Linked DNA regions of Homo sapiens: region 2 is linked to region 1. Evidence: read pairs that join two places in POLR2A ChIA-PET (ENCODE). Cell type or tissue: Panc1. All regions are shown on one strand. Links, peaks and the distances in the headings refer to the core of each region. The heading gives the core; the rest is flanking DNA.

Region 1 (4,233 bases), core at 1-4,000:
AGGCCTCAGGACACTGGACATTCTTTTTAATTGTTTTTTTTGATTTCCATGACGACAGCTCACAAGACACTAGACATTCTTTTAGGCTCTCAGGTAAATGCGCAACAGGCAGTCTACAAATCCACAAATAAATCGCATCTCAACTCGGATACTGGGGCTAGGGAATGTGCTGATGGTAAAACCATTGGTCCTGACTGTGTGACCTTCATGGAAGGCCTGGGTGCTTAGAACAAATATTTTGAGGATATGGCTGCTTGCCCAAGGGCTGTGGGCCTGTATCTTGTTTGCTCATCATCCTGTCAGTCATTTTTTTCTTTCCCTTTTTTTAAAGACAAAATCTGAACCTAGAAACACCGAAGCCAGAGCTTTTTCTAGACGCGAATCCACTATTTGTGCGACCCTGCACTAACCATTCTAGCCTGGCCTAGACCATACCAGGAACCCTCCAGCTAGCCTGGAGGGGTCCGCACTGCGGGGAAAAAAGCAACAGCTCAGCTCCAACCCCAAAGGTTCCATCACCAGCCAATCGTGGCCCGGGGCTTCTCAAGAAAACCAGAAACGCCTACGGACAGTGAATGGCACTAAGGCCAGCCTATCCGCACGAAGGAGGCGGAAGGGGTGGTGTTGAAATTAACCAATAGAATGGAAGAAGTTGTTGTTGGGAGGGAGGAAGACGCCAGCTAACGTGCGTGAGGCCGCTCCCGGATAGGGGATGCAGGAAGCTCGTGGAGCCAATGGCCGCGGCGGGCGGGCGGCGGCGCGCGTGCGCGTTGGCCCCCGGGCCTGCGGGCGGGAGGCGGGGATGGTGGGGGAGGGGAGCGGGCTGGAGCGCGGCGGAGCTCCTGCCGCCGCCGCAGCCGCTGCCGCCGCAGCGAAGAGGCCATGTTGTGTGGTGTGTGGGGCGGGGGGAGGAGGAGGAGGGAGTAAAGCCTAGAGAGGAGACGGGAGAGAGACACCACACACACGGCACAAGATGGCCGGAGAGGCAGCAGCACCCCGAGCTGTCAGGCGTTCCGCCGCGGCCGCGAGGCCCGCCGGCCGGCGGGGAGCTACGCCCGGACGGCCAGCAGGCCCGCGGGAGTGGGGCTGCCGCGGCTGAGGCGAGGCGGGCCGCGCGCGTCGGCGTCACAGCCCGCGGCAGAGGCGCCCAGGGCGGCCGGGCCCACGACGCCGAAAGCGCCGCTGCGGTTGCCGCCTCGGAGGCTCCCCCGGGCCCCGGCGGCTGGACCCGGCGCGGGCGGGAGGCTCGGGCGGGCGGTCCGGCCCGGGACTCGGGTTTGGGCGACCAGGAGGTGCCGGTGGCCGCGCTCGGACCCGGTGAGTGGCTCCCTAGCTCCTTTTATTGTCCTTTGTCCTTGGGAGGAAAAGCAAAATGTCCTTGAGCGCGCGAGCAGGAGGGGGCGGCGGGCCGGGCCTCGCCGCTCGGCTCTTCTCGCACTGCCCCTCCGTGGTCGGGGGCCGGCTCTCGCCGGCGGGATGCGCCTCGGTGCCCTGGGCCCGAGTCGTAGGGTCCTGGGGTAGGGGGCACGCGGGGCCCCGCTGCAGAGCCCGCGGGCGGCAGGTGGGCGGGGGGCAGCCTCGTCGCCGGGACTGGATCCGCCGGGAAAGGGGCGGCGGGTGAATGCCGGCGAGAGCCCGAAGGGGATCGGGCGTGGAGAGCCCCTTTCTGTCCTGGTGAGTTATTTTGATATTTAGGGTAAAAAAATCCCTTTCAGGTTCTCCAACGGAGGAGCTTTTTAACCTCTTTCCGGTGAGGTGGGAACTCATCTTCATGATCGAATTTAAAAGAACAATGGAACCCTGACTACGTTTCAACAAAAATAAAACTTGTTTTTTTCCCTCCTATTGGGTGTTGGCTTTTAACTCTTTCAAAGCCGATTTTGAAACGGCTGCAGTGATACATGCGAAGGTACTTGCTGCTTATTAAACCTTTATGACGTTAAGGTTGTCTTTGAAAAATGCAAGTTGGAGGAGTGCTTCTGGTATTTCAGAATTACGAAGACAAGTTTACTGTGTCGTCAAGGCTGTTTAATGGAAATAGATTTGATAATTACGGTGCTAGCTAGCTGATGACGTTTGGTTAATGTAGTTTATTTTACCGAGTAATGACGCCAAGATCATTTGATCTCCTGATATTTAAATATGATTAAATACACTGTTTGGTACTTTTTAAAAAGGTCTCAAGGAGCCGTTATCTGCAACTTCTCACACCTGAATGTTAGAACGTACTTGGGTCAATTCCTAGTCTTTAAAAGTTCATAATTTAATTATTTTTAAGAATTTATATTATCACAAGCCATGATCGAAAAACTTTCACAAAAGAACATTCTGACACCAAATCTCTTCCTGAAGTTACTTTCTCGTAATGTAAATATGAATAAAGTAGGACTGCTCTCGGTAATGGGCGATGAAGAGGAGCCATATTTGTTGCATTTGTTGCATGTATAAAAATCTAGATATGCTTAAAACGGAACAGTATTTTAAAAGTACAGGTTTCATAAAATTTAGTAGAGTTCTCTGTATAGTCTCTAATCTTAGAAAAATGTTGGAAGGGTAATTTTTAAGTGTAGTGGTTTGAAGAACAAACCAGAAGCGCACAAACCTTTGTGTATTTTAGAATATATTTGTCTTCATTCTGCGGAGCTCTTGTGTTGTAAAGGTGCAGAACTACGTAAAAATAGTGTTGGGCAGACTTACATAGTACATCTGAAATCAGATACTGGTTTATTCGACCATATTTCTAAGGGCATTTTTCCAGTAAAATTGTTTTATTTTTTGAGTAGCCTTCCTATAGTGGTACATGTTACATCAGTTGCGCATATCTTGATTTTACAGAATCTGTCTTAAGTACCAATTTTGGTTTTTCAAATCAATGTTTCTGAAATTTTTGAACACTGAAAGTGGTTTTAAATGAATATTCTGAATCTAGTTCTTTAGAATCCTCTTTGAATTGTGAAATGCAAAATAATTGTTAGCAGTTTAACCTGAAAGATCTTTTTACATGATAAATGGGGGAGGAGAAAGACTGAAATGAAAATGTTGAAGACCCTGATTTGAAATTGAGTGTAAAGGTCTAGATACTGTAAGTTTTAGAGTAGCTTTAGAGACAAAGCTAGTATCCCACTTGGTGAGATCAAGTAACTTGTGGTTTAAAATTTAAAGTAACCAGTGGCCATTTTAACTTCACTAATTTCTCTTGGAGGAGCTAATTTTTAATTGCTCATGATTGTAAAACATACTTCCGGATGGTAAGGGAGATGTTAAGATGATTTGTCTTGAAGAATGGTAAACTTTTTCTTTGTTTATTGCCTGTCATAAAAAGAGGGAAAGTAAAAAAAAAAAGGTTCATAATCTTAAATCAGTCCAAAAATTTGAATTTTCTGTATTTCTGTTTAATTCAATGCGTTAATCTTTAGCATTGGTCAATACAGCCAAAAGATGAGGAAAACAAAGACTGATAGATACTAAGATAAGAAATAACTGCAACCATAAATGTATACAGGTTATGTGTCCATGAGCCATCTCTTCAGTTTGCCCATAGATTTTTGTCTGTGGAATATTTTCTTGTTTCATCACACTGAATCGTTGGCCAAGAAATGCTTGAAAATCAAAACATTAATATCATCTTTCTTCTTTTTTTTAAAGGTGACTTAAGAGATTAAAATTAATTTGGTTGCTGTTGGTTCTGAACAAATAATGAGTTCTTTTATTTGAGGTAAGAGTGGGTTAATTTTTATTGTTTTGACAAAAATTAGCTTATTAGGCTTTTGTTTTATCTTTAATAATTTACATTTCAATTAATGAATGGGTATCATTTTTAAAAGTTGTGATTATGAATATGAGTAAACTATCAAATAATTTGACAAAAGCCTTTAAGCCTTTTCACTGCAGGAAAGATTAAAAGTATATACGCATAGCCATTGTAACTTAATGTACCCTTTGAATAGTTTAAAATACTGAAGGTCCTTTAAGCCTTTGTTTAATTTTGGGAACAAGAGAAGACTGATTAGATTTTGAGGAAAACCATGAACCAAAGATAGCTTTTTTTTTCTGTTTAACTCTGTATATTGTGCAAACAATTTTAATCTTTTAAGTATTTAAAGAAATAAGCTTATTGGAGAATTTGAACTAGTTTGCTATTCATACTGATAGATTTTAGGGAAGAACATTTAAAAAATCAGGTTTTGAGCATAGATTTTAGTTTCTTTTTTGTAATTAAAAAGTTTAAAAACA
Region 2 (4,520 bases), core at 253-4,252, 99 kb before region 1:
CTAAAAATACAAAAAATTAGCCAGGTGTGGTGGCGCATACCTGTAATCCCAGCTACTCAGGAGGCTGAGGAAGGAGAATCACTTGAACTCGGGAGGCGGACAGTGCGGTGAGCCGAGATTGCACCATTGCACTCTAGCCTGGGCATGAAGTGTGAAACTCCCTCTCAAAAAAAAAAAAAAAAATGTCCGGGCGCGGTGGCTCACGCCTGTAATCCCAGCACTTTGGGAGGTCGAGGCGGGCGGATCACGAGGTCAGGAGATTGAGACCATCCTGGCTAACACGGTGAAACCCCATCTCTACTAAAAATACAAAAAATTAGCCGGGCCTGGTGGCGGGCTCCTGTAGTCCCAGCTACTTGGGAGGCTGAGGCAGGAGAATGGCGTGAACCCAGGAGGCAAAGCTTGCAGTGAGCCGAGATCACGCCACTGCACTCCAGCCTGGGCGACAGAGCGAGACTCCTCCGTCTCAAAAAAAAAAAGAAAAAAAAGAAAAGAAAAGAAAGTTAACAGTAGCTTCAAACAATAGCCAAGGAAGTTAGAGTCACAAGGTGTTGGTTCCCTACGTAACAACTTAACATATGTCCCTGAGTTTTTCAGAACTCCCACCAAATGGATCCGCTGGCACGTAGACCTCAGCTAAGGGGCAAACTGAGGACTGCACTTTGACTACCATTCTTTGTCCTGAAGTTCTTCCTGAGAGGCCTGGAGGAAGTCACACCCACAAGGCAGTGCTCACATCTTCTGCTGCTGACCCCAGCTTTTTAAAGAAAGCTTCTCCTCCTCAACCAACTACAAATCAGAAAATCTTTGAATCTACCTAGGACCTCTAAGCACCACCCTCTAACCCTGCTTCGAGATATTCCATCTTCTAAGGCCAAACCAATGTATAATCTCCATGTATTCATTTACAATTTTGCCTGTAACTTCTCCTTTCCTGAAATTTTCCCCTGCTTTTAAAAACCTTTGCTTACAAGCCATCAGGAAGTTTGGATCTTAAGCATGAGCTGCCTGATTCTCCTTGCTTGGTGCCCTGCAATAAATGATTCACTTTCATTTGCTGCAATCCCAATATCACTGTTTCGCTTTGCTGCATACACACACACACACACACACACAAACCACAAAGAACGAAAGAAAAAACAGTGTAAAAAAATGTAAAATTTTTTTAAGAGAAAATCTAGCGTGTATATATTTTATATAATATTTTTGTTTAACTATATATACAGACATATATATGTTACATGTGTGTATTACATATATACATATGTTATATGTGTGTGTTACATATATACATATGTTATATGTGTGTTACATATATACATATATATGTTATATGTGTGTGTTACATATATACATATATATGTTATATGTGTGTATTATACATATTTTGGGGGCAAGGGGGTCTCGCTCTGTTGCCCAGGCTGAAGTACAGGGGTGCAATCATGGCTCACTGCAGCCTCAACCTCCCTGGCTCACTTAATCCTACTGCCTTAGCCTCCCAAGTATCTGGGACTACAGGCACACACCACTGCACCCAGCTAATTTTTGTTTATTTTTTTTTTGGTAGAGACGGGGTCTCACTATGTTTCCCAGATTGGTCTCAACTCCTGGCTCAAGCAATCCTCCTGCCTCTGCCTCCCGAAGGCTGGGATTACAGGGGTAAGCCACTATACTCGGCTGCAAATATATATATATTTTTGAGACAGAGTCTCGCTCTGTCTCCCGGGCTGGAGTGCAGTGGTGCGATCTCAGCTCACTGCAGCCTCTACCTCCTGGGTTCAAGTGATTCTCCTGCCTCAGCCTCCTGAGTAGCTGGGACTACAGGCTTGCACCACGACGCCCGACTAATTTTTGTATTTTTAGTAGAGACAGGGTTTCACCATGTTGGCCAGGATCGTCTCGATCTCTTGATCTCATGATCCGCCCGCCTCGGCGTCCCAAAGTGCTGGGATTACAGGCGCGAGCCACCGCACCCAGCAAGCTGCCAATATTTTTTAATTAAAGCTTTATTGGTAGCTTAAAGGTTTGTACACCTAGGCCAATGTACTATCGTTAGATTCAGGATAGACAAGAGTTAGGAAAAGGGAGATTATGAAAGAAGTGGGAAAGGAAACTGCAACTTTATCGCAGGAGAGTTCCCAAGGCAGATCAATTTTAGAAAAGAGTGCATATAAATATAGGAGATTTGGGCCAGGCGCTGTGGCTTATGCCTGTAATCCCAGCACTTTGGGAGGCTGAGGCAGGCAATTCACATAAAGCCAGGAGTTCGAGACCAGCCTGGCCAACGTGGCAAAACCCCGTCTCCACTAAAAATACAAAAAAAATTAGCCAGGTGTGGTGGTGGACACCTGTAATCCCAGCTACTCAGGAGGCTGAGGCAAGAGAATCACTTGAATCTGGGAGGTGGAGGTTGTAGTGAGCCAAGATCACGCCACCACACTACACCCTAGGTGACAGCAAGACTGTCTCAAAAAAAAAAAAAAGGAGATTTGGAAATGTATTTCCTTAAAACAAATCCACATACACCTTGCAGAATGCATACACATAAATACTCCAATTTGAAGATGCTGATCTAAAACATTCTAAGGTCTATCTGAAAGAACTTAGAAATTCATTAATCTTAAATTTTATTTAGTATGTACCTCAGAATAACTAAGGTAACCACCAAAAGAATAGATATTCTTATAGAGACATAGAATAGTTATTCTAAGAAGAAAAAACTAGAAGAAGAGGAAAAACAAAACCATTAATCAGCCAAGAGGTAGGTGGTGGTGGAAGAGAAGAGCAAACAGAAAAAGCAGAAGAAATACAATAGACTATAATAAGGTGGTAGAAAATAAATCCAAATAAATCAACAATTGCAGTAAACTTAAAGGGAAAAACTTTCAAATTAAAAGGCAAAGATTTTTCAGACTAGACTTTTTTTAAGTTAGATATAGCTGCTATTTTAAAGAGAGGCCACACACACACACAGAGAGAGAGAGAGAAATAAAAAGAGAGAAAGAGCGAGAGAGAGAGAAAGAAAAGCCGGGCACTGTGACTCACGCCTGTAATCCCAGCATTTTGAGAGGCCAAGGCAGGCAGATCACTTGAGGCCAGGAGTTCAATTATCAGCCTGGCCAACGTGGTGAAACCCCATCCCTACTAAAAATACAAAAATTAGCTGGGCGTGGTGGCACGTGCCTGTGATCCCGGCTACTTGGTAGGCTAAGGCAGGAAAATCGCTTGAACCCAAGAGGCGGAGGTTGCAGAGAGCTGAGATTGCACCGCAGCACTCCAGCCTGGGTGACAGAGTGAGACACCATCTCAAAAAAACAAAAAAAAGAAAGGATGGGAGGGGAGGGAAGGAAGACACAGACACACAGAAAAGTCAAGGGTGTCAAGATTGAGAATATTATAGCAGGCTAATACTAACTAAAAGAAAGTTTATATTGCTACATTATCAAACAAAACAGGCTGCAAAACAAAGAGAATTACTAGCAATGACAAGGAAACAACATAATAAAAGGTTCTACTCATCAGAAAGAAGTGAGTCTAACTTTTAACGCACATAAAGCAAAAATTAACATAGCTGCAAGGAGAACTTGATAAATCCACCATCATAATGGGAGATTCTAACACTCCTCTCCCAGTAATAGATCGATAGATCTGACAAAGAAAGAGCGAGAATATAATAAGACTCAGGCTGAGCACAGTGAATCACCCCCGTAATCCCAGCACTTTGGGAGGCCAAGGAAGGAGGATCACTTGAGCCCAGGAGTTCAAAACCAGCCTGAGCAACATGATGAAACCCTGTCTTTACAAAAAATAAAAAAATTAGCTAGGTGTAGTGGTGTGCCCCTGTAGTCCCAGCTACTTGGGAGCCTGAGGTGGAAGGATCACTTGAGCCGGGGAGGTCAAGGCTGCAGTGATCCATAATCCTGCCGCTGCACTCCAGCCTGAATAAAACCCTACCTCAAAAAAAAAAAAATATAGTAAGGCTCATAAGAATAAAGATAATAAAGATGGTACCATTAGCAAACTTGCCCATTAGACACCTGTGGAACACAATAGCCTACAAGTGGAAAATGCACACTGTTTTCAAGAACACAGAGAACCTTTACAAAAAGTAACCCCATGCTAGACCTGTAAGGTCTGCTCAAAGAAGATGTCAAACGATTGACATTATGCAGACTTCATAGTCTGACCACAATGCAGTTAACAATTACACGAAAATAGCAAGAAAAAAACCCATATGACTGGAAATTTCAAATACATTTCCAGATAACGCATGGATCAAAGAAGAAATCATAATAGAAATTTCAAAATATTTAGAACGGAACCACGACAAAATAACTACATTCGGAGATGACTGGCTTATCACAAAAATATCCCTTAGAGAAAAGTTTGCAGCCTTAAAAAGTTTCCATTAAAAAATTAAAAAGTCGCAAAACGAATGCGTTAAACCCCTAATTCAAGGTGCCTGGAAGGGTCTACTTCTCATCCCTCTTGCCTCCTCACTTCTCCCTGAATCTCCCACC

Evidence for each region. Peaks named below come from ENCODE experiments on the same cell type or tissue, not always from the same donor. Only the 100,000 strongest peaks of a DNase experiment are listed, where the experiment ranks them.
Region 2: POLR2A ChIA-PET joins it to region 1 with 5 read pairs; 24 of 35 experiments call an interaction of 5 or more read pairs at or near these places.

Annotation. Positions count from the first base shown.
Region 1 is chr15:92,881,870-92,886,102 of GRCh38, forward strand. CHASERR (CHD2 adjacent suppressive regulatory RNA) reads left to right here and starts at 974. Exons shown (of 6, transcript NR_037601.1): 1 at 974-1,317; 2 at 1,716-1,909; 3 at 3,646-3,715. RefSeq lists enhancers at 301-390, 816-1,457 and silencers at 701-830, 1,451-1,700. In Panc1, for the core only: no CTCF peak of the experiment used is centred there; DNase peaks (open chromatin) are centred at 582 and 1,987; H3K4me3 peaks cover 3,428 bases; H3K27ac peaks cover 3,388 bases.
Region 2 is chr15:92,782,588-92,787,107 of GRCh38, forward strand. The region is part of intron 2 of LOC101926994 (a long non-coding RNA gene); the gene reads right to left. Among named protein-coding and RNA genes, the nearest start is that of CHASERR, 98 kb to the right of the region's middle. In Panc1, for the core only: no CTCF peak of the experiment used is centred there; no DNase peak of the experiment used is centred there.